2 separate regions of the Mus musculus genome follow, and region 2 is linked to region 1. A link is a loop called in an ENCODE intact Hi-C map of the cell type or tissue named here. Cell type or tissue: heart. All regions are shown on one strand. Links, peaks and the distances in the headings refer to the core of each region. The heading gives the core; the rest is flanking DNA. Region 1 has its middle 13 kb from the start of Gm39675. Region 2 holds the start of Bod1 (biorientation of chromosomes in cell division 1).

Evidence for each region. Peaks named below come from ENCODE experiments on the same cell type or tissue, not always from the same donor. Only the 100,000 strongest peaks of a DNase experiment are listed, where the experiment ranks them.
Region 2: a loop joins it to region 1, with 2.0 times the contacts of the local background. A loop is called at or near these places in 3 of 42 quality-filtered maps.

The regions. Positions count from the first base shown.
Region 1 is chr11:31,844,428-31,856,753 of GRCm38, reverse strand. No RefSeq gene overlaps it. Among named protein-coding and RNA genes, the nearest start is that of Gm39675, 13 kb to the right of the region's middle. In heart, for the core only: no CTCF peak of the experiment used is centred there; a DNase peak (open chromatin) is centred at 5,543.
Region 2 is chr11:31,670,078-31,682,403 of GRCm38, reverse strand. Bod1 (biorientation of chromosomes in cell division 1) reads left to right here and starts at 10,542. Exons shown (of 4, transcript NM_001024919.1): 1 at 10,542-10,903. The coding sequence starts at 10,703. In heart, for the core only: a CTCF peak has its summit at 6,800 (motif pointing left); no DNase peak of the experiment used is centred there; H3K4me3 peaks cover 297 bases; H3K27ac peaks cover 559 bases.

The sequences.
Region 1 (12,326 bases), core at 2,320-10,319:
GGACAGAAAGAACATGACTGGACCTAGCTTCAGTGTGTCACAGAAAGGCCATAGTGATCCCTACTAGCCACCACTCTTCATTGCTAGGTGAGGCCAAAGAAGTTCTCTTGTCTTGGTGAGGGAGCCATGCAGACCCCAGTTCTGAAGTAAACAGCATGTGTAGAGGGCCTGGGGAGGTAACCCAGACACCTTACAGACTACATAACCCCGAGGTCCGGATTGGTCTTCAAATCAGACTGTGAGAGGACACATCCATGAGTGAAATGCTGTGGGAGGACATAAGAGCAGGGAGCTGGCTTGCAGAGCAGACGGGCTGCGTGATGACCAGGCACAGTATGGGAAGAGTCAGTAGATTAGTGTGGAATCCCTTATTAATGTAATTGAGTTGCAATCATTAAGTTTTAAAAATATCTTTATTTTAAGTTCATTTTTTTGTTGTTGTTATAGGGTTTCTCCATGTAGCCACAACTGTCCTGGAACTTGTTCTGTAGACCAGTCTGGCCTCAAAATCAGATCTGCCTGCTTCTGCCTCCCAAGTGCTGAGATTAAAGGCTCAAGCCACTATACCTAGTTCAAATTTTATTTTATTTTTAATTTTCTCTCTCTCTCTCTCTCTCTCTCTCTCCCTCTCTCTCTCTCTCTCTCTCTCTCTGTGTGTGTGTGGAGGGGCATGTGTGTGTGCATGCATGCATGTATGCATGTATGTACGTACATGTGAGTACCAGTGCCCACAAAGGCAGAGGAGTCATATACCCCTGTAGCTGGGGTTTCGTATGACAGTGGCCACCAGATGTGGGTGCTAGAAATGCAACTAGTGGTCCTTGCACCTAACTTTTGGTGCAAGAAATGGCATGCATTATAAATATGTTCTTGCCATTGAGCTGCATTTCCCTCGGGCCTTCTTCTTGTCAGTATCTGGAGGCAAGAGATGGGAGGGAGAGGGAGAGAGAAAAAGGGGAGGGAAATGAGCAAGCAGATGGGAGAGGAAGGGAGACCCTTTCTCACTGCCACCACTCCCCACACTTGCCACCACCAAAGCAAATGTAACTGGTTCTAGAAGTAACAGGAGACTGTAGCTTTGGGGGAGTGCATGTACATCAAAGGTCAGGTTGCAAACTACATGTCCAGCCCTGAGCTGCTGGTACTGGAAGCCATTGTTCTCAGTCACAGCCACTGGTGGTTCCAGCTGCTGCTACAGCAGGTGATTCCATATACAGTGTAATTCTGCGTATTAACCAAATTAAAATAATAATATGTTCTCTCCTTTCATGTACTATACTGATAAATCCTGATTTATGAATGAAATGTTCTGATTAGTTAGTTAAAAATAATTAGTACCAGACTATGCTTCAAAGTTAATGAATGCACACAAATCTGGTTTTCTACATGTCAATGCATCCGTCATTTGAAGGAAAATATTAATCAGTTCTGTTCAAGAGAAACACGTGGAGTAGCTACCAGTTTGCTTTGCTTTCCTTTTCTGTTTGCTGTACAAGGCAACATTTGCACAAGTTAAAATGTTGGTGCCTCATGAGGCTGGTGTACTTCAGAGAGCTGCATCCTGCAGTGGCTGCTTTCTGTGGGCTGAATGCACAGGCTGTCAGGGGGAAGGGCCCACCCTCAGAGCTCCTGGACTGCTACAGAGCCTTTTCTGGGATCTGAAGGCTAATTACAGAAATGCCAGAATTGTGGAGAGAGCCTGGGAATAGCATCTACAAAACCAGGAAGCCATTTATTATATGCGATTATGTTCTCAGAGCTAGAAAAAATACGAGATTTTAGATAAAAGTTGGACGTTTTGGCCACTGAGAATCAGAAGACCACAGGGCACCCAACACATCAAGATTACTGCCAAGATCCTTTGACCCACAGGCTACAGACAACACAGTTGCAATTATTGAGTCTGTTACCTTCCAAAGACAGCTTTGACTGCCTTGCAAATTACCAAAATCACCTCTCAAAGGGTCCTATCTTTCATATTGGGTGCTCAGGGCATAGTAAGGGTTGTTAGATTCCCACAGCTGGCCCACATTCATTGTGGTATCTTTGAAACCCATGTGACATAGTGGACGCTGTATGCAAATCATACACATAAACCAAAAGACTTTGTTTCTTTCTGTGCCCAATTCACCTAAACTGAGTTGCCTTGCTACACTGGGAATATGGGCTAAGAGAAGAGATTTGGGTCTCTACAAGAGATTTTGTCTGTACAAGCTGATATTCTCTCTGCATAAGACAAATCCCTATGTAAGAATATATGGCAGGGACTAGTGTAGGCATCCCACATGGCTTCACATCTGTAATCCTGGCTGCTGTTCTTGCCATGGCAGGCAGGATGGAATCATACAATGTATGGCACACACCATACACTGCTACATTGTTGCTGTTCAGCCTCCTCCGCTGTGGCTCTCTATGACACTTTCTCCTCTTTCAGTCACTTTTTATTCTTTTGTAAATTCGACTAAGATCTCCTGGCTGCATTTAGCTGTAATGGGTCAAAACAGAAGAGGTCCTGAGCATTCCCCTAATAGGCCCGGTGTCCTCTGTCTTTGCAGGTTCTTTAGCAAGCGCAGCTCCTATTCAAAGTAGGTCTGGAGAGTGAGCACACAAGTCATGACTGGCCACGAGCATCAGTCCTTCGTGAAACGGCTTCTGTCAGCACTGAGCTGCAGTCTATTCTCATGGGCAGGCAGTCTTCAGCCTGGTCAGTCAGTACCAGTCATGAAACACTGGAAGATCACCTCAGAGCTCACCCCACTCTGTGTGCCCACAGCAGGGATGCAGGATATTCTGGGAAATGTACCTGTAGGTTCAGGTCAAGTTCTTGGTGTGATCTTTTTGATGCTGTGAGACAAATATGAAGTATATGGTTGCTACTGAGGTAACAGCACACATTTAGAGTAAATTCTTGTTTTATAAGTACCAGAGCAGACTCTAAAATAGTGACAAATGAATAGTAAATAAATTACTGGTGGTGGTATGCAATCAAGAACTAGGTACTGTCCATAACCAAATGTACTACCTACTAGTGTTATGTCTGCAGCATCACAGACACACAGTAGGCGCACTTCATTTGAACCAACAAGGATTTTTTTCAAGTGCTCTATTACCCTTGTGGGATCACTGTTAAATAAGTGCTTCCTTGGATAACTGTGATGTCACCATGTGGCTCTAGACCATATCAATCATTACAATGTTGCCTTGGATTTCTGTTAGCTTTTCTCACTGGAATTGGTGCCTCTGGAAAGTGGGAAGGGGTTGATTATCTCATGGTACTGTAGCTAGCTAGCTCAGGAATGGAGGCTAGCAGGTATTAAAGACATGCCAGGAAAAGACCTGCTGTCTTTTCACCCTTTGAAGAAATGCTCATAGGTTGTCAAGCCATCTTTGTACATACCTTCCCCTACCATCTGCCTCTCAAAATCTGATACAAGTAATCTCAACCTTCTCTATGAAAATGCTAAAAGCATATGAGCATTGCATATAAGTGTTTTGTGTTTAGTTGGGTTTGGGTTCAGAAAAGGGGGTGGGGCAAAACTCTTGCTCTTTCCTATGTCCTTTTAATTATTGAGACTTTGCAGCTCTGGTCTGTGAGTCCACCAATGTGGGTGGCTGAGAAGGTAATGTGTGAAAAACATAAGGCCTTCCTTGGCCAGTTCTCTGATCCAGCTCCAGCCTCGTACAAACTGACTCCATACACTTCAAGGAAGTTCCCCTGTGCGTCTCCCTTGCTGTTGCCTCTTCAGGCAGGCCTCTTGGGATAGCCTCAGAATCAGTAGAGCTCCTTGACCCATAGGAGACCTAGAGATCCATGGCTGCTACACTTTGCATCTAGCTGAGGAAAGCTGAGCAAATGTAGAATTTTTAAAGTATAGTATAAAAGCCAGTGACAAACTTCTCAAAGCTTGAATTGGAGTGTTGGTGACTAGGGGTGGATATATGAAGACTTCTACTGAAGGAATATATTCTTTTGTTCAGCTTTGGTCCAGGGAGGGTCTGGGAGAGCTCTGTGGCTTGCAACTGAGGTATGAGATGGGGTTGAGTCTTGTCCCTGCTTATGGAAGATACAGTGGCTGGTGGCAGCATGGAAGAAGTAGGGGTGTGACCCATATTGTTGACAAGTAAAGGAGGGGAAGAAGGAACATCATATTTAGAGCAGCAATAGCAATGCCAGCCTAGGATCTAGGAGGAACTTACCTTGTCTAGGAGGAAATACCTGAATGGAGAGGCCATGTTGGGAAATGAGAAGGGCTAGCCAAATGAGAAACCTGCCCACATTAACAGAGCTAGTATCACAGGTGCCCAGGGAAGGCTGCCTCCAGAAACTGTACAGCTCATCTGGGAAGGAGAATGTTAATTGAAAGCACCTGCCAGCCTCTGAGAGGACAAAGCCAACCTTTGACAGTACCAACCAATTAAGAGTTTTTCCACCCCCTTTACTTCCTTCCTTACCCCCACATGATTCCTGGAGGGATGAGAAACTAAGTCCCCGAGCTAGTGGAAGAGCAGAAATGCCAGCTCCACAGGTTCTGGCTGGCAGCAGCCCAAGCGGGAAGAAGAAGAAGGAAGAATTACACAATGAACTAGGCAGTGTCTCTGACTTAGAGAGGCCACAGGCCTCTTATTATTGTCATTACTAGAGATCACAGAGTGCATGGATCTGTCTGTAAAACAATCATTCAGGAGCAAGAGACATGTGGTACACCGTGAGCACCTTCAAAGAAAGGTGGGAGAAAGGAGAAGCCCTGCTTGTTCGGTGTCTTCATACAGTATCCAGTACCAGCATGTCCACAGTGTTTTTCTTTTCCCAAGATCACTTGCAGAATGGGTGCAGCTTCAGCCTCCATTTGTTAGGAAGGATTTGAAACTCAACACAGTTGCATTAGCTGTCTCTAGCTGCAGGGTGTCTGAGATGAACCAAGATTGGAAGCAGGCTGTTAGACTCTGGAGCTGGCATCCTTGCTACCTTCCTGTGCCTGTCTTGTGAGGCAGGTCAGACAAGGTATCTGGGGAAAAACACTGAAGTTGTCCCTAGGGCCCCCAAGTGCACTCAGCTAAAAACACTTAGAGTTCACAGAATTCTCTTCAGTTCCTTTGAGAAAGGCATTTCAGTGGGGCATTGCTATGTGGTTTTAAATATCGAGACACCTGAACGCTAGCTTAAGGAGAAAAGAGTATTGAAAGGTGTTTTAGAAGCCTGTCGTGACCTCCATCCTTCTCCTTCTTCTCCTCCTTGTCCCTCAGACGGTTTCCATCTGTTTTACACAGCACGGGCACCCATGGACTCCTGGGTTAAAGGAACCTCAGCTCTCTCTTTAGAGAGCGCTTTGGCCTGAAACATGCAGAAAGAGCACCTGCGAGTGTTAAGCTTTACTTGGGGCACTTGGGCTATAGTAGTGTAGATTTTAAAGGGGAACAAAGAGGAAGAAGAGAAGTCCCAGTTCTGTTGGAGGTATCACTTCCAGTGAGATTATGAATGGTCAGCTGATCTCTATTGCTAATCCAATTGTCATTCCCAGGGGAAGAGTCATGTGGCCCTGGCTAAAAGCCAGTTCCGGGGGAGGAGCCAGATGAGGAATCCAGACTGCCCTGCCTGTCTTGGAAGTCCCTTGGACCAGAAGGCTTCAATACACAGTTGAGCTAGTTTTAACAAAAGTCCAGCCCCGCTATCATGGTACTGCTTTTTTCAAGGTCCCATCGGTGTTCTGTCCCGGGTGCCCTATATTTTTATCCTCATCTTGGTCTCTTTCATATTACGTTTGACCCACAGTTGCTCCATATTCGTGTTGTAACTGACTAAACCACATCTTTTCCAAATACTTTTCGCCTTCTCCACCGGAGTGTCCTGGTTAGCACTAAATGCCAACTTGACAGCCTAGAATCGCCTTAGAAAGGACTTTCAGACAAGCAGTTTTCTTGATCGTGTTGGTCTTTGGGTTTGTCTGTGAAAAATTGTCTTAATAGGTAATGGCTGTAGACTGACCCAGGTCACTGTGGAAGATGCCATTTCCTGGGCAAGTGATTCTGCGATGTCTTAGAAGTCTAGCTAAGCCTGAGCTGGTGAATGAGGCAGCAAGCAATATTCTTCTATCATTTTTGCCTCATGTCCCTGCCCTGTCTGCCTTCAGTGACAGACTGTGACCTAGATGTGGAAGCCACATAAATCCTTCCTCCTGCTGAGTTGCTCTGGCTTGTCACAGCAGCAGGAAGAAAGCTAGGATAGTGACTGAACCTTCTTAAAGGGGAAATGCGGACTCTCCCTGTTCTGCTTCATGCTACAAGCTCAGACAGAGCCAGGAGTAACAGAACACTGAAAGGGTGACTGTACTACAACTGCTGTTCTCTGGGTGGGCTCCTCTAAGGCAGGGATGCTGCTTGTACAGCTGGGTCTAGCCATGGGAGCCTGAATGGCCCTTGTCAGAGCACCCATCTTCCTTGCTCTGCAGGCTGGGGACACCATGGCCTGGATAGTTAGGGCTCTCTCATGTCTCCATTTGGTGGCTGTTGTGATCAGCTTTGCTGGTGTCAACTGTCACTTTTCAGCTGGTAAAGCTCTAGACATCCCTGTGCTCCTGCTATTTCTCCATCTTTCGTTTTAATGTGAGCCATTGCACATTCCATACTAGAGCAGATTACATCAGATGCTGCACTTGCCAGCCTCAGCACTAAGCTGTGCTTCTCACTGTCACAGCAGAAAGCCAACCTGGTTTATGGTAGTTTATACTACAGAGACAACTTCCGAGGATCCCTGAAGTGGAGGGGCCTGGTGGGTTCTGTCTTTTCCTGGTAGTTAAAAGCATGGTAGCCTGGGTCAAGAGACTAGGCTGCAGTTCCACTGGAGGCCCTTTCTCTGCATGGTCCTATGCACGAAACTTAACCCTTGGGTTCTCAGGTTCTCTGTGGAATCATTTTGACCTGAAATCAGGACACTGCATATGAAGTGCTTATCGTGGTTCCTGGTACATGGTAATGACCTAATACCCAGCAGCCATTGCTAATATATAGTTTACACTCTGATGCTTGAGTTTGGTCACATAACATCTCCTCAGTAACAGCCTGTAGGAACCAAGCTTCATCAGAAAGTTGCAAAGTTGTGGCAGTCTCCTATGTTTCCAGGACTGTCATAGGGATGAACTGGAACAATGGGTATACTCACCCATATGCATCGGCGCCTCTCAAATCTTACCCATTGATTCTTCTTAGCAAATCTAAGGATAGGTAATATATGCAATTTTACACACAAGGAAATAGAGGCATTAATAGGTAGGTTAAGAAACTGGCTCAACCCAAAAGTTAGTAAGTGGATAATTAGACTCCTTACCATGCCAATGACCACTGTCTTCTCTATGGTTTGAGGTGCTTGGCACGAGTAGGAGATTTTTAAAAAATAAGAATGACATTTCTACACATTGCTGAAGTATAAACAAAAAAAGAGGCTACAGAGCCTAACAGCTATTTAGAGCAGCATCCATGGAGTCCTTGGGAAATGAAACCAGGCAACTATGGAAGAAGAAAGGATCCAAACTCCTTAGTGAGTGCTGGCTGTTCCCCTGGGAGCTTAGCGGGTATGATGCTATGGAGTCCTGTGAAACACCATGAGTGACAGGTCATGGTCCATGTGAACTCTATCCCCACATACCTCTGAAGTTCTTGGTCTGAGAACAGACCTGAGAGCTTTTCCTAAGAGGTGGGAAGAAAAACAACTCCAATTGTCAGCCCCAGCTGACCAGCACACAGGATGTGTGAAGATTTGAATGGCCAAATTTCCAGGCTTATTTTCCACCAGTCCAGCAAAAATATATGCACAAGGCATAGCAGCCTCTAGGCCAGATACCTAGAGGTGTCCGTCAGTGGCCTGGAGGAAACAGATGGCACCATTCAAATTAAACAAAATGTGAGGAGAGTTTAATAAAGAAGAGGTCTGTTCTCAGACCAAGAACTTCAGAAGTATGTGGGGATAGAGTTTACATGGACCATGGGAACTGTGCGCCTGTCACACACGTGGGGACAGAGTTCACGTGGACCAAAGGTGAGGGGAGACCCATGAGACAGGGTACAATTCCCTGGGGCTGGTCATCTCCCCTGGGCCTTTGGGTCCAGGGATAGAGAGCACCCTGGAGGCAGCCACCTGGCAGGAAGTAGGGCTTTTGTCAGAGGGACCCACACCACACATTGTGGACTTGTACGTGAGAAGATGGGGGTGTAAATATCCCAGCCATCCTCATTTCATCAGAGTTCTCAATCCTGTTTTCTTCACCAGGACCTACAGGGGAAGTCGCAGTCTCCCAAGGCACAGGAAGACAGAGCGCACAGGCTGCAAGGGTCTGGGTACAATTCCCGAGGGGAAGTCTCAGGAACATTGGTACCCAGGAAAGCTATTGTTACTTTGAAACTGAAAATTTCCAGGCAAAGCGTAAGTTTGGGGTCCCAGAGATAATAGTCTGATTCTTGTATTGTGAAGAAAGGGAACTAAGGCATGCCTGACATTGCCTTCTGTCCCTTACATATCATATGAGAGTCTCTTAACCCACTCAAAGTGAGTTGGGTCTGAAAATGGCCATGCTCTTGATGGGCCACGCAAGAGATAGCCCAAGAGGATTGCTAGTCCCTTATGTCCCTCACAATCAGCTCGTCTTCATGGATTTGTTTGTGTTCGTTTCATATGCACAAATAAAGCATGTGATATTCCTTAGTTTATTTGGGAGAGCCCTCCCCCGTACCAAGGTCTGCACATGCTCCAGTCCCTTACATAAAACAATGCAGTACCTACATATAACCACATATTTGTGCCTGTGTACATGTCTAGATTATCTCAGCACCTCATGCAATGTAAGTGCTCCGTACATAGTAACTGTACTGTATTATTTAGGAAGTAAAAAATGGGGAAGAGTCTATACGTGTTTGGCCATAGTACTGTTGTTCTTTATTTATTCTTGACCTTGGGTTGAATCCATGGCTGCGGGAGCCATAGATAGAAAGGGGCAAGTATTTCCAGTTAAAGTATGGGATGCACCTGCAGCGCACAATGCCATGTTTTATTTGTTTCCGTATGCCCAGAACCTGCCACAAGGCTGACATACCATAGAATTCCAATAAGCATTTATTATGTGTGTGTTTCTGTGGCCCTCAGATTCCCACTGAGTGGCATTTATTAAGCCCTTACTACTTTCCAAGCGTTGTCTCTGGCCATTCTCATCTCAGTATTCTAATTTAATATTCATAACCACTCTACTTATCTTACCCTCACTTTTATAAACACTGGAACCAAGGCTCGGAAAGACAAAAGAGGCAGACCGTGGGTTTTAATAAGGTTTTTGGTTGCTTCCCTGATTGAATGTTTCATCCTCTTCTGTTCTGAAGCCGTCTCTGGATTGGTCACTGAACAGTTACTTCATGCATATGCATGGGCTGACGGCATGAATGAGTCCCCCAGAGTCTGCAGCGTGCTTTGTGCATCTCTGAGCCTACCACTGAGTGTGCTGGCTTGCTGGCAGTTGTCATTCCACTTTCTAAAACCGAGTTAAAATAATTTCAGTTAACATAGTTGTCCATAATTAGGGGCTGTGGTGTGATGTCTCAATACATGCACACCATGTGAACTGATCAGGGAGTTTCTGTTTCCCTTTCTGTCATTATTTTGTTTGGGGCCTTTGAGCTTCTCTCCACTACTTATTCATAAACCAGACAATGGACCGTTGTGAGGTGCAGTCCTCCCCTGTGCTGGAGAACACTAGCACTTATTTTTTTTGTCTAAATGTCTTTGATGCCCAAACTGCTCATCTCCTCTGAGCACACTGCCAACAAGAGCATTCATAGTGTCTGCCTAACTAGAACCCATTATGCGGCATGAGCTTGCGATGATCCAGTAAGGTGGATGCTGGCGCTGGTCTTGGTTCTACTTTAGAGACAAGAGCCTGGTGATGTCACATTTGGCTTTCTCCATTAATTCAGAACACATACATTGCTGGCAGTTTCTTCTGAGGAATGGTTGAAATGAAATTGTCAAGTGCATCCCCCTTGGGTGATCTGAAATGGAGCTGCCAAAATATTTGCCAGTGACATCCACCTGTCTTAGAAGAATCACGCGCGCGCACGCGCGCACACACACACACAGAGAGAGAGAGAGAGAGACAGAGACAGAGACAGAGACAGAGACAGAGACAGAGAGACATAGTCACAGACACAGAGAAAGACAGAGACAGAGAGAACAGGGGCAGGTAAGATGTCTGAGTAGTGTGGAAGTGTGGAAGTCTGAGGACCTGAGTTGGATCCCTAGTGGAAGAACCAACAGTTGTCCTTTGTCCTTTGACCTGCACAGAGGAGCAGTGGTCCACATGCCTGCACTGCCTCCCACCACTGACAAACAACTTTAAAACTGTAAAGAGAGGATAAATACTGAAAGCGGCTCCCCGTTGAACACAACCTGCATTCACCTCTATCTTCTCACCTATTGTGTCCTCCGTCTACACTGCCCCAAAGAGGAGGCACGCATAGCTCTGACATACATGATACATGATACATGATACATGAGGGTCCATATATGCCCATTCCCCATATATGTTAGTTGTGTTTTGGAGACAATGGCTTTGCGGTGATAAGGGAGTTGTTCTCGGGGCATATCTGCCTGTCTGGCTCTTGTCCTTGGGTGGGACCAGACCTAGGCTCATCATTTTTTGCTTTATTTTACTAAGGATTCAAAGAAGATTTGGATCTGGTCTAGAAAATCATGTTCCTGACCGTGGTAGGTGGTGTGGGGTTGGGATAGGGAGGCAGGCAGGGAGAGTCTTATTTCCAGACTGCTTTCTAAAACCTAAGGCTTTGCATGACAAGTGTTTCTTCTTCCTTTGAGTCCTTAGAGCTCTTTCTCTAGCCCTGTGGGGCAGCCCTTGTCTCAGGTTACTCCTTACCTTCCTTTCCAAGCAGGAAGCTAGTTAAAGGCAGCTCAGCATCTAGTCCTTCTTTGTCCCCTTCCAGGCCCAAACTCTCACATTTCCTGACCTAGAATATGGGAGTAGGAGGCAGCGTATCATGTATGTCAGAGCAGTGACACAGCTTATCATGTATGTCAGAGTTGTAATGCACCACACCATGCATGTCAGAGCAGTGACACAGCTTATCATGAATGTCAGAGCTGTGATGCACCGCATCATGCATGTATGAGCTGTGACACAGCTTATCATGTATGTCAGAGCTGTGATTCACCACACCATGCATGTCAGAGCAGTGACACAGCTTATCATGTATGTCAGAGCTGTGATTCACCACACCATGCATGTCAGAGCAGTGACACAGCTTATCATGTATGTCAGAGCTGTGATTCACCACATCATGCATGTCAGAGCAGTGACACAGCTTATCATGAATGTCAGAGCTGTGATGCACCGCATCATGCATGTATGAGCTGTGACACAGCTTATCATGAATGTCAGAGCTGTGATGCACCACATCATGCATGTCAGAGCAGTGACACAGCTTATCATGTATGTCAGAGCTGGGACTGCTTCCTCTTTGGGACAGTTTAGATGGTGTACATGGTAGGTAGAGGAGAGTGGTGAAAGAACAGGCCACAGAGATAGCAAAGGTGAGACTGGCCTTGAGAATCAGCTTGCTTCTCCTTTTGATCTTTCTCCAGCCTCACACTAGTCTGCAGGTGCCCAGCCAAAGTCAGTAGGCAGGAGGGGGGGGTGAAAAGTGTGGGATCCAGCAAACTAAAAAGGAACAAGCCAGTATTTCCAAGCAGCACACTGGCATGTTAGAGGAATGGATCTAGGCTCTCTTCTGAGGTTACAAGAAGAAAGTCACTGACTCCAGGTCAGAGGATGAGACACTTAAGGAGCAGCAGGGCATCAGGAGCCCAACTCTGGAGTGATTATTCGACTGGGCTTTGTGAGGGGGCTCTTCACTGAGACACTAATATTCTGTGCAGTATGCACACATGAGAATGTGCAGTGGAGTTGGGGAGTCTCTGCCCTCAGGTTATATTACTTCTGTTCAGATCCCAGTACTTCTGCTTCCTAGCTGTCCCAGTTTAGGCATGATTCCTTACTCAGAGGAGTGAAGCAGGCGGCTCAATGGCCTTCGCTCAGTGTTTCTCCATGGCATCTCATCTCATTGACTCATGTTTCTGTGGTGTCGGAGTGGAACCCAGGGCCATGCACGTGCTAGGTTAATGCTCTACCACATAGCAGCCCCCCTAGCTCGAACTAATTCCTTTTACGTTAGGAAAGGCAGAGAGCACCTTCTGCTTCTGACCTACCTCTCACATGGGCTGGGACCATTCAGCAGAGTGGGGTGCCGCAAACTGGAGCCATATGTGTAGAGTTTAA
Region 2 (12,326 bases), core at 1,932-9,931, 170 kb after region 1:
TGGCCCTAGCTTGGGTCAAGTTGGCATAAAAGTGCCAGCATACTGGCTCAGTTACCCTTTTCATACAATTCATGCCTACCTGCCAAGAGTTAGCACTGCCCACAGTGGGCTGGGACCTACATAAATTAGAAATCAAGGAAACGTCCCATAGGTGTGTCCACAGCCCCATCTGATGCAGGCGATTCCTCAGTCGAGAGTCCCTCTTCCCAAGTATTTCTAGCTTTGTGTCAAGTTGATAGGGGCCTTTATTGAAGAGGTCACTTGTAAGGGCGGGTCCTCCAGGATGGGCAGTACTGTGGCTACTTTCCTTGGGACCTTTCCCTCAGGGCCCAGTGTGGCCAGTATCTTGTTATTTAGGTCCCAGCTCCCATGGCACCTCCCAGGAGAGGCCTTTCCAGATGCATCTGTGCATCTGTTTATCTCCCTGGCACAACGTTGAAGTGGACTTGGCTTGTTGGCATTGGGGTTGCTGCTGACTGGAAAACTCCAAGGAGGAAGACTGATGGTTTGTATGTGCTCAGCCCAGGGAGTGGCACTATTGGAAGGTGTGGCCCTGTTGGAGTAGGTGTGTCACTGTGGGTGTGGGCTTTAATACTCTCATCCTAGCTGCCTGGAAGCCAGTATTCTGCTAGCAGCCTTCAGATAAAGACATAGAACTCTCAGCTTCTCCTGTACCATGCCTGCCTGGATGCTGCCAAGCTCTAGCTTTGATGATAATGGACTGAACTTCTGAACCTATAACCCAGCCTCAACTAAATATTGTCCTTTATAAGACTTGCCTTGGTCATGGTATCTGTTCACAGCAGTAAAACCCTAACTAAGACAACTATACCACTCTTCCTTTCGGGGCAAGCTCTGTGCACAGGGCAGTGCATGCCAGGCACTGGATAGGTATGCATGAGTGAGTTTGTGGGTGGTTACACACATTCGGTTGAGTGTAGAGTTCACAGCTTCCCAAGGACCAATCACTACCAAGTCAAGTGTTGTGGGAGACTAAGCTCTGACTATATGACTTTATATACAAGATCTTGCTGTACCTACCACCCAAACCCTGAGAAGTCACATGACAATTCTATACGTAAGGAGGCCATTCAGGGAAGCTAAGCAGTGTGGTCAGGGCCCTAGGGGAGACAGGTGCATGCAATTTAGCCTGTTCCTTTCTAGCTACTTAATAAATAAATAAATAAATAAATCTTGTTGGTCCTCCAGTAAGTGTGGGTTCTAAGGTCAAAGGCTGGGACACTAAGAGACGCCGGGTGAGGCTGGAGAGATGGCTCAGTGGTCAAGAGCACTGGCTGTTTTTCCAAAGGCCCTACATTCAATTCCCAGCATCCACATGGCATCTCACAGCCACGTACAAGGGATCTGATGCCCTCTTCTGACCCACAGGAATTCGTGCAGACAGAGGCCTCGTCTACACTAAACAAACAAACAAACAAACAAACAAATCCATACCACCACATTCATGGTAATAATCTCAGGATCATAAAGAACAGACCACCATTTCAATTAAGTGTCTGGACAAGCCTTACTATTTAGTTTAGTTCTTTTGTTTGAAACAGGGTCTCACTATGTAGCTCTGGCTGTCCTTGTCCTAGAACTCACTGTGTATACTATGTTGCCTCAAACTCACAGGGATCCACCTGCCTCTGCCTCCAGAGTGCTGGGATTAAAGGTATTGGCTGGGATCTGATGTCACAATCTTATTTAGTTTGTTAGTCTGAAAAGAGTATGTATCTAGGAAATGGAGGAGGAAGGGGGAGGGGTCACTGCTCCAGGCCATCAAATCCCTAGAATAGAGCAATGGGCCTTTCCTGCAAGTTTTACCAGGTAGGGAAACAAAGAGGTCGTAATTCCTTGTCCTAAACACAAGTTTTATAGTACTTGATAGGAAAGATTATATTTGATATTTTTAAACACCACAACACTTTTCCAGAAAGTTTCTTCTTAATTAAGGCTAATTAAAATTCTTCATTTAGAGATTTCTTAAAGCTCTTCGGTTATGCATTTGGGGCAGGCATAAGGCCAGTCGGTGGGATGACCTCCTAGAGTCTGCCCCAGCTTGGAGTCACTTCCTCTCCCCAATTCCAACTCCCTAACCCTGCAGGTCAGTGCACCAGACCCAGTTGAGGGGCCAGGGCGCTACTGTGGGGTCATGTGCCCGCTCAGCAGTTTAAGCTGAGTACACAGGAAATTTCAATCGTTAAGTCCGGAGTGCGCGCGCTCTCTGATCCCATTGTCAGGCCGGTGGCATTCCGGACCTCAGGAAGGAGCCCCCTCTTCCAGATTTTTCTGTCACAAGATTCATTAAGTAGCTTTTAAATTTCATTGCCAAGGATTGTCAGGACAATGCAGAGAAAATTGCCAACGATTCTGAAAACAGCCCATGAATCTGGGGCAGAGCTGGCGAGAACAAGGGAGCGCCTCCGGGCGGGTGGGACATTGGCAGCCACTTAGATGAGAAAGTTCTGGGCTTTCAAACTTCTTTGGTTGGGATCCGTGTTACTTTAAAAGATCAATTCAGCAATTTTCCCCTGTTCCTTAGTCAAGTGTTTTAGATGGTCGAGAAAGCAGAGGAGAAGGGGGCCTTCCAAGGTGGGGGAGGGGTGTGTGCCTTTCTCAGGAGGGAATGAGGATTCATTGCGCGTGTGCGTGTGCGTGTGTGTGTGTGTGTGTGTGTGTGTGTATTGGGAGAGGGGGTCGGTTCCTTGACCTATTTTCTGTTCAGTTTTGCAAACTTGGATTACAGTATGGCTCCACCACTGAGTCACAGCCTAGGCTGCAGCATAAAGACCAATCCCAGACTCCAGAGCAGCAGCCCCGCCCTCTTGCACATTGTGAGCCAAATCAAAGTTTCTTCCCCACCTGGAGACTTCAGTTTTTACCACGCTCCTCTGAGTCTTCAATGGCCTTAAACTGGGGCCTCTAGTCTTAAGTAGAGACACAGATGGATCTCAACTATGGGCACTTCTCTGTGGCCCTCAAGGAGGTAAACGACAGGAACACATCTGGTTTTGTTCATCGTGAGTTGTCGTGCTAACTGTGATTTTCCAGTTGAATATACCCTTAGAAGTTAGCACTTACACCATTGTATCCCTCTACTCACAATTTAAGTGGACAACAATCAGTTGCAATGCCTAAAACTTAAATACAAAGTTGCAGAAATAAATTAGCCATGTTCTGAGCAGAGTGATGCATTCCTGCAATGGCCACTCTATCTCAGCTGGAGATAGACGCTTCTGTCAGTCCAACGTGTCCACATAGTATGCACTGCCTACCCACTTAGCAGCTGACACAGCCATCAGATCCACTGTGTGATATCAGTTGCCTCTGTTGCACGGACCGTTACTTAACCAAGGCTTAAGGATAAGGAGCTGGCAATTCAGTTGTGCCAAAGAGAAGCTGAGAGACTGCTTGTAAGGATCTACAAGAATGAAATACTGCAGACGTATTATGTAGGGACTAGCCATAATTTCTGGTGTTCTCTCGGGGTCTTGGATAATGGAACCCGGGGTAATAACGTGGTAGATTTGTGCTGCAGCTTTGCTTTATGGTTCTCTAATTTAAAAAAAGAAAAAAGAAAAGAAAAAGGAAGCCCATGTGTGCAAAGGTTGAGCAGACCTCTGGTCTTACTTGGAGCTGATTATGCAATGCTGCTCCTAAAGAAGAGTCCCAGAGGAAGAGGGAGCCATCTCAGATTGACAGTCCCTTCCTCCACTCCTGCTTCACTGCTGCCTCTGGTCAGCCTCCCCTCCAGTTGGTTAATGCAGCTATCTATTTAAGGCTCTTGGTCATATCAATGTAAATGGGCTGCTGGTGACTCAAGGTGAAAGGAAATTTACGGAAAGCACCCACTGGCTCCCAGAATTGATAGCGAGGATGGCTGACGGAGAAGAGTGATGAGCCAGACCCACAGCAGGAGCTCTTCACGGGCTCACACCAGCAATGCTATGCCACTGTAGCTGTGGCGCTGACCCCTGCCACACCAGAACTGCAAAGGATGCTGGGAAAGTGGGTATCCGGCATTTCTACCATCTGTAGGAAGGTTCCTCCCCTCTCTAAGAGTGGAGAATTCCTCCCAAATTGGAAGGATGTTGAAAGACCACCCAGCTAAGTTGAAGACAAATGACAATCAGGTTGGGTTGGGTAATGTAATTGTAACAAAACGAACCAACCACACCAACACACAGAAGCTCAGTGGCTTGAAACCATACAGAAGTTCTATCCTGTTCCTGCAGTGTGTCAGGGACAGCTGAGGGCTCATTTCAAGGTTATCCTTAATGAAGAGGCTCGGGCTGATTAACCGCTATGCACCATCACTTGTGACTAAGAGCACTGCATAGACAAGCTTAATTAGACGGTACTGTGAGGCTGCTGGGAGGCGAGAGGGGAGAACTGCCAATCTGTATACAACCCTGTGGGCAATCAAAGGTTCGTACCTAGAAGTAACACACATCACCTGGCCAGAAGCAGCTGTGCAGGCCTGCCTTGGGGTGAGCAAGTGCAGGCTGCCTCAGGTCGACCAGCAAACTGGGACTAGCAGCTAGACAGGGTTGCAGTAGTGTGTGTACCACATAGAAACTGCTGTCTTAGGCTACCTGGCAAGGGGGTAGCTAGCAGGAAAAGCCACTGAAATGAAGACAAGAGCTGGGTTTTATATTCGTGTTGAGGTTCTGGGACTCCTAACTCTATATGCAACCCAAGAAAACACATGCATCTAGCTATCCTCAGAGCAGTAAGCTCAAACTCCATATGGAAGAAACAGCAATGTAGATCCAGCAAGAACTTCTCATGGGGCCAAGAACAAGCTGAGCCAGAACTGAGCCCAGCCTGCAGAGCGCACTTAGGCAGTCTAGCTTTTACCACAGGCACCGTCAGCACATGTGGTCTCCTACAGAAACAGACACTTTATTCAGGGGCACTAGGTTCCCTCTGCGAAAACCCCTCTGCTTGCAGCTGTCTGAGAAACAGTGGGGGTTGGGATGTGGAGGATTTGTAGGCCTTTGGGGCAGAATAGTGAGCTACGACACATCCTATTCTTCTTTTTTTCATTTATTTATGTATTCACGTTACACCACACTTTATTCTTTATAACTCTCCTAGCCTAAGGTATTCTGTTACAGTGACAGCATTTTAGGACAGAGAGCATGTTAGTGACAGATAGCATGTGGGCAGGACACTGAGGGAGGACCTGTTTGCCCTTTGAGGAGCCTCACACCCACAGGGCCCTTCTGGTCCCATGTCTTTCCCTCAGATTTTCATGTTGACACTTTTTAAATGACTGAGTGTGACAAATGTCACATCTTGCTCAATGACCAAAGGACTAAACGCTAGTTTCAAAACATCAATACCCAGTCCAGAAAGGTCCCCAGTAATTCTGGAGATAAAGTCCACTGGACTCATTTCCTCCCAATGCGCATTTGCTAATTTGTCCTAAATAATTTGAACCCAATTTTTAACAATCTTCTGGAACAAAAAGTCTAAAGACTACATTTCCCAGCCTGCCTTGCAGCCTCTCTGGGCCAGGACACTCAGGCAACCATCTTAGATGACAGAGAACAGGAGAAGGCTGCTGGTCAGCTCAGGACTACTTGCCTCCTGACTCTCTGAGCCAGAGCTAAACCTGTCCTGTGGAAGCCATGTGGGGTTGTGTTATGGTCGCCAGCTGCAGAGCTGCTTTCATGGAGACAGATGACTGTTACTCTCCTGTGCTTACAGGAGCATGGCTTCCTGCCTTCACTGGTAAAGGATGACTTCTGTGTTCCTGTAACCAGCCTGCCAGAAATGAAAATATCCTAGAGACACTGTGTCCCTCAGTCTGGCTACCAGACTATTGAAACAACGAACCCCAAAGAAATCAGAATAGCTTCAGGAATCTCATGCTGGGAGAAGAAAAAGTCATACCAAAATAACCCAATTCTCTCCTCTGAGCTTTCTCCTAGTCCAGCCTCGTAGACCAGTTCAGTGATATGCCATAGACAAGTCCCAAGACTGCACCCACCTATTCCAAATACTGACATTTAGGCATTATCCAAACTCATATCTTATATTTAAAAGAGTAAATTTCCCATTCACTCGCTCATTCTTTCTGTTCTTCCATCCCATTTACTGGGAGCTTGGATGCAACGGTGAACACAGTTCCTGCTTAGTGGACTTTGGAGCTCGTGGGGAAGGTGGAGGTCAGTCCAAGAACCCCCTAAGCAAAGCGTAAGTCCAGGACGGCACTATGTTATCACATATGTGCTAAGGATCTGAAATATTGCTAACAGGATTGCCATGGCTGCAGAGCCTCTCTACTATCCTGGAGAATTGGCTCTGACAGTTTCTCAAAGACCTATCACCATGAGCTGATGTCAGAATCCAGTCTAGAGCCCCCTGATGTGAAAAGCCCATGGATTCTCTATTCTTTCACACAATCCTGGGAAAGCCACCAATCCCATTTTCCAGTTTCTGAAAGATCTAGACTTAGGCTTGTGCAGGTTCCACCTTCTCATAGGCTTTGACTATTCTCATGTAAATATCCTAATATCTAATATGCATAAGTTCACTGAGTTTGGGGCAACTAGTCAGAAAAGGGGTGTTGTCTGTTTCCGTGCTGGAGATTGGACCCAGACCCTGCACATGCTAGGTCTGCATCGTGCCTAAATCTCTATCCTTGAAAAGTTTTAAGACTAAGACTTACCAGCAGTTTTCTAAAGGCCACCAGAAACTACATTACTACCAAGACCAAAGTTAAAAACAGTACTGCCTGGTTTGAAATGCTCTGGGCTATAAATGCAGCAACAGTGCCCTCTGATGGTCATTATTGTACATGTTTTGTGGTGGCATTTTTGGTTTCCCTTAGCAAGTCTTAGATTAATAATAATTAATAATTTCCCATAATTTGATCACTTTCATCCTTAGTTTCAATCCTCAACAGGTCCAGGTTATAGCAGTTATAAAAGCAAGCATACAGGGCATCAGGAGCTGCACCTTGTCATGGACCAGAGTTCCAAGAGCCAACACACAGGGCCCAACATTGGTGAAATACTGGACTGTAAACCTGGTCCAGCATCACTTTCCTATTAGACTATGGCAGATCACCTCAGCATTTACTGCTATACTAGGACTTCCTGAAGGTGGTGACTGTGTTGATTTGAAGAAAACGGACCCATAGGCTCATAGGGAGTGGCACTATTAGTAGGTGTGGCCTTGTTGGAGTAGGAGTGGCTTTGTTGGAGGAAGTGCGTCACTGGGGGTGGGTTTTGAGGTCTCAGATGCTCAAGCCTGACCTATTCTCTCAATGTTTCTTCTTGTTGGCTGCTGATTCGATTTAGAACTCTCAGTTCCTTCTCCAGCACCATGTCTGCCTGCATGCCTCCATGCTTCCTGCCATGATGATAATGGATTAAGCCTCTGAACTCTAAGCCAGCCCCAGTGAAATATTTTCCTTTAGAAGACATGCTCTGGTCATGGTGTCTCTTCACAACAATAAAAGCCCAACTAAGAAAGGGACTAAAATATATTCTTATCTACGTATACTCTGATCAGACAGTTAATGGAGTTGCTAAAGTCAGAGCCTGGGCCATGACAATCCTAACAAGCCAGGTTCATCCACTCACTGACCTCTAAACAGCCAACCAATGAGACATGTTGGAAAAGCAGAGAAAGAGATCTAGTCAATGTGGTCATGTGGAGAGAGGCCTAATGACGGCACCAAGTCTGCCTTCCAGAGACCTAACATGAGGTTGAGATTAAGAGGTATGGCCGGGTGTGGTGGTGCACACCTTTAATCCCAGCACTCAGGAGGCCGAGGCAGGTGGATTTCTGAGTTTGAGGCCAGCCTGGTCTACAAAGTGAGTTCCAGGACAGCCAGGGCTACACAGAGAACCCGTCTCGAAAAACCAAAAAGGAAAAAAAAAAAAAAAGAGAGGTATGCATAATTACTAAGCTGGTCAAGTTGTTCATATGGTCTCCTGCAAAGTGGCCATCAAAGTTGTCGGAATGGTGTGGAATCTTGTTCCAAGCGACAAGCTTTCCAGCTGGCTGGTACCAGACTTTAAATACTCCCTCTACTAGCATGAGCTTCTTCAGAGAGAGCCCATTAGATTTACTAGGGACTACTGGCTCAATATTCTGATAGTCAAAAGGGCACAGCTCAAGGCTCTTTAGCATAGCTTCATTCCTGTCAGGATGGTTGCGCTATTCTACAAGTAGGAAAGGGACAGGGACTTTTAGCCAAGTATTGTGCTAAGCACCAAAGTCAAAACAAACAGTTGTGGTTTCTACTTTGAAGATTATACTCTGGGTGTGGTTGGGGGCATCGGGGTGCAGATGGCCAATCAGCCTATAAATTATTCACTTCCAGTTACAACAATTGCTTTAAGAACTTAGCTCAACAATAGACAAAATTAGACCGGGGACCAAAAAAAGATTTTGTGAGGAAAGAATAAGATATGGTGTGCCTAAAATGCAACCTATAAGAAGGGCACCCTGCCTCCAGCCCTCCCTCCAGGAGGGGCCAGGGTTGAACTCTCTAATAGGACTCCCTCAGAGCCAGACATGAGAGGTCAGCATGGGTCAGTAGTAGAAACAGACTTGAGATGTCCCAAAGGGTTGCAAGCTGTCATGACACATTGTGATCAGCTTAACCTTGCGACTGGCTGAGCTGTTGCTAAGAAGTATGAACTGAGAGTGGCTACTTGTTTTGTGCTCTAATTTCAGTTCTCTTGGGTAGCAAATGTTGGGTGAGAGCATCTTGGATCACTGCCTACTGTGCATCTTCCCCGGAGCCAAGGGCACTGTAAATGTTATCCACATCTTTTTCAGTTGTCATGGGTGACGAGGAGGAACCACAGCAGATGTAGTTCTGAGAGCTGGGGAAGTTGATGAGTTGATGATCAGCCAAGAAACAAAGAGGACAGAAGCACCTAAGAAATCAAAACTGTCCAGGCATGGTGGCACACACCTTTTAGCCCAGCACTTGGGAGGCAGAAGCAGGCGGATCTCTGTGAGTTCAAGACCAGCCTAGTCTACAAAGCGAGTTCTAAGACTGCCAGGGTAGTTAAACAGAGAAACCCTGTCTTGAAAAAAAAAATCAAATATGATCTCTCCTATAAAATATATAAAATTTGTGTTTAGAAGAAGAAATTAAGTTTTTTTTTCCTCCCTCACTTTGTAAGACCTGCAAATGTTAGAATCCCGTGGACATTTTTTATTTACACAAAGGAATTTGATGGCCTTTTCTCCTTGGTGCAGTGACCTCTTTCCCCTTCCTCCTCTACTTCTTATGCACAAATTCTTTTCAGATAACTGAGTAAGATTGTTATGTTGGACCCTAGCCAACTGAGAAAAGACAGGATTCACCTTCCTCAGAATAAAAACCAAATGCACTTCCTGTCTAGGTGTGTTCCCTCCCCTGCCCTTTCCTGCCCCAGCAAGCCTCTTGATCAAGTAAAGTTTGCCTCATCCAGACACTTAGCTGAAATGATGGTCTCTCTTAGCAATCCAAACTTTTTTTTCTAATAGGGGCAACAGTGGGGAATTCAGTGCAGACTTGTGGGTGTAAAAGCTAGGGTATTTTACTTGTTGTAAAATGACAGCTAGCTATCAGGACCGTGGATATGTTAGGTTAAACACTGGACCACAGCACCTACTATACTTCATCTAGGTATATATATGACCACGGTAATTATTTCTGTTCTTCTATTTCTGCATCTGCACAAAGAAATAGTAGTGCCAGCTTTCAGGTAGTTGTGAACGTATTTAAAGAGTGCAGCACTATTACATCTAATTCATTCTACTTACTGGATCTACTATTAGTAATGCTGACAATATTTAATGCTAAGGCGAAAATCCACACATGCAAAAAAGACTTAACAGCAGTTTTTATTTTCTTCTTGTTATTTTACGAGTTCGTAAAATGAATCTGCATTGCTATTAATCAGGCAGAAGGGTACAAACTTTTGAACAGAAGTTTGATTAGTAGGCAGGTTAGAGAGCTTGAGAGGGTATAGGCACTTGCCACTGAGCTGGAGGATACGTGTTCGATCCCACCACTTACATCACAGGAGAGACCAGTGTGTCCCAAGTAGTCCTCTGACCTCCACATATGTGCTGTCGCACGCTCCACCGCCCCTCCCTGCCACACAAAAAGTAAAAATTAATTTTGTCAAAACAATAAGATTAACCCATTGTTAACCAAATCTCCCAGATCACATTATTTAAGGGGATCGTGGGAATGGAGCGACTGTCAAAAGCACAGGCTGCCAGGCATAAATACAGAGCTGCTGAATCACAGTCGTTAAAGGATACACTCGTAATCTTTTAATCAGTTCTGCAGGTGACCCGGAGGTCTGATTTGGGAGGGCTGCCGTGACTGGGTAGGTTCTGAGCCTACAATGCCCAAGCTGTCCCGCAAACTAGCGCGAGCGAGCCAACAGCCTGCCGGGAGTTGTAGTTTCTAACGGCCAGACACGGGCTATAAGAACATAGGTGATGGCTCCAGGAAACCAACCGTCCCACAATGCAAAGGCCGTCGGTGACGCCATTAGACGAGCGCCGGCAGCGCGGCGAGCGGGGAGCGCCTTGGTCCCCGCCGCCTCCCACCCTGCCGCCTCCGTCGCCGCCGCCTCCGTGGGCCCCTCCGTGTCTGCGCAGCTCTGCCCGCGGCTCCCGGAGGAGCAGCGGAGCGCGGGGCCCGGCGCGGGCGCGGGGTGCGGCCATGGCGGACGGTGCGGGAGCAGGCGCGGCGGGCCAGGCTTCGGGACCGTCCGGGGGCTCGAGTGGGGCCGGCGGCCCTGTCAATCCCGCTTCGCTGCCTCCGGGAGACCCGCAGCTCATCGCTCTCATAGTGGAGCAGCTCAAGAGCCGTGGGCTGTTTGACAGCTTCCGCCGGGACTGCCTGGCCGACGTGGACACTAAGGTACCTGAGCCTCGGGGGACCAAGGGGGGCGGACCATCCAGTTGCTTTGACGTGCCAGAGCCCGGAGTAAAACAAAAGGCACCTCGAGAGCCTGGCAGGGACGCGCTGCTCGGGGCACTACCGGTATCTTCTGAGTGGTGCACACCCGACACCGGAGCCCTTACCAGCTGTGATTTTTAAATCAATCAATCAATCAATCTATCTATCTATCTATCTATCTATCTATCTATCTATCTATCTATCTATCTATCTATCTATCTATCTATCTATCTATCTATCTATCTATCTATCTATCTATCTATCTATCTATCTATCTATCTATCTATCTATCTTCTGAGTGGTGCACACCCGACACTGGAGCCCTTACCAGCTGTGATTTTTAAATCAATCAATCAATCAATCTATCTATCTATCTATCTATCTATCTATCTATCTATCTATCTATTCATTTATTTATTTATTTATAGTTCTTTCGCTTTTCTGAACTTGAGGATTCTTTAATGGCTGCACACGTATACCCACTCCATACCCAAGAAACTTGTGTTTTACAACCCATGGGAAAGGTAGAGTACTTTAGAAGCTCCACCCGTTCCCTTGTTCACCTGGGAGGTGATTTTTAGCACTGGCTGGATGGGACTGCACGTTAATAGTCCCTTTCCCCAGCTGAATCATTTGCAGACTTGTTTGAGGTCAAATTGGGATAAGCTGTCGAATCAGCACCTTCTTTTTTTCCATTTAACTAATTGAAATGGAGTTAATGGCTATGTTAGATCCAGTGCCAAAGGCCAGTCTACCGTTAAACAAAATGCTAATTCACCTCATTTGGAAACTTTGGAATGTGTGTCACGGGGCAGGTATATAGTAGCCAGAACATTTCCTTTCCCATTACAAAACTTGCTTGCCAAGATTAAGGTGTGGAGCTAGGAGCCTCTTTGCTGACTGAGAGGGCTCCCCAGGGTAGTGGTTGCTCCTCATGCTGTCAGGGCTGTGAGTCACCAAGCAAGCTGGTCTAGTAGGCCTTAGCTGGGGCTCAGCTGTCAGCTACAGGCTGCTGGGGCCTGTCCTACGGCTTTGATGTGCGGTAAGGTCTTCCCTACATAGACATGTCTTAGGCCACAATCTGCACAGGTAGGCCATCCTTCCTGCTTCCATGTTCTCGTAGAGCGACCAGAGCCATGCAGACACTGACATGCCATTCACCAAGGATCGGGTGAAGAGGTACTATCTGCCTCCAGTTGGAGAGAAGGTCAGGGGCTCAGAACATTCCTTGTACTCACGAGGTAGTTTCCTAGTCTTGTTCTTAAGCTCTGAGGAAGAGGATTTAGACTAAGTGCCTCAGGCTCCTTTGAGGGTCACAGCTTTCCTGGAAACGCTTCACAGAACTCCCTTGGTTGTAGCTGTAGGGACTCTTGCTGAGGCTTGG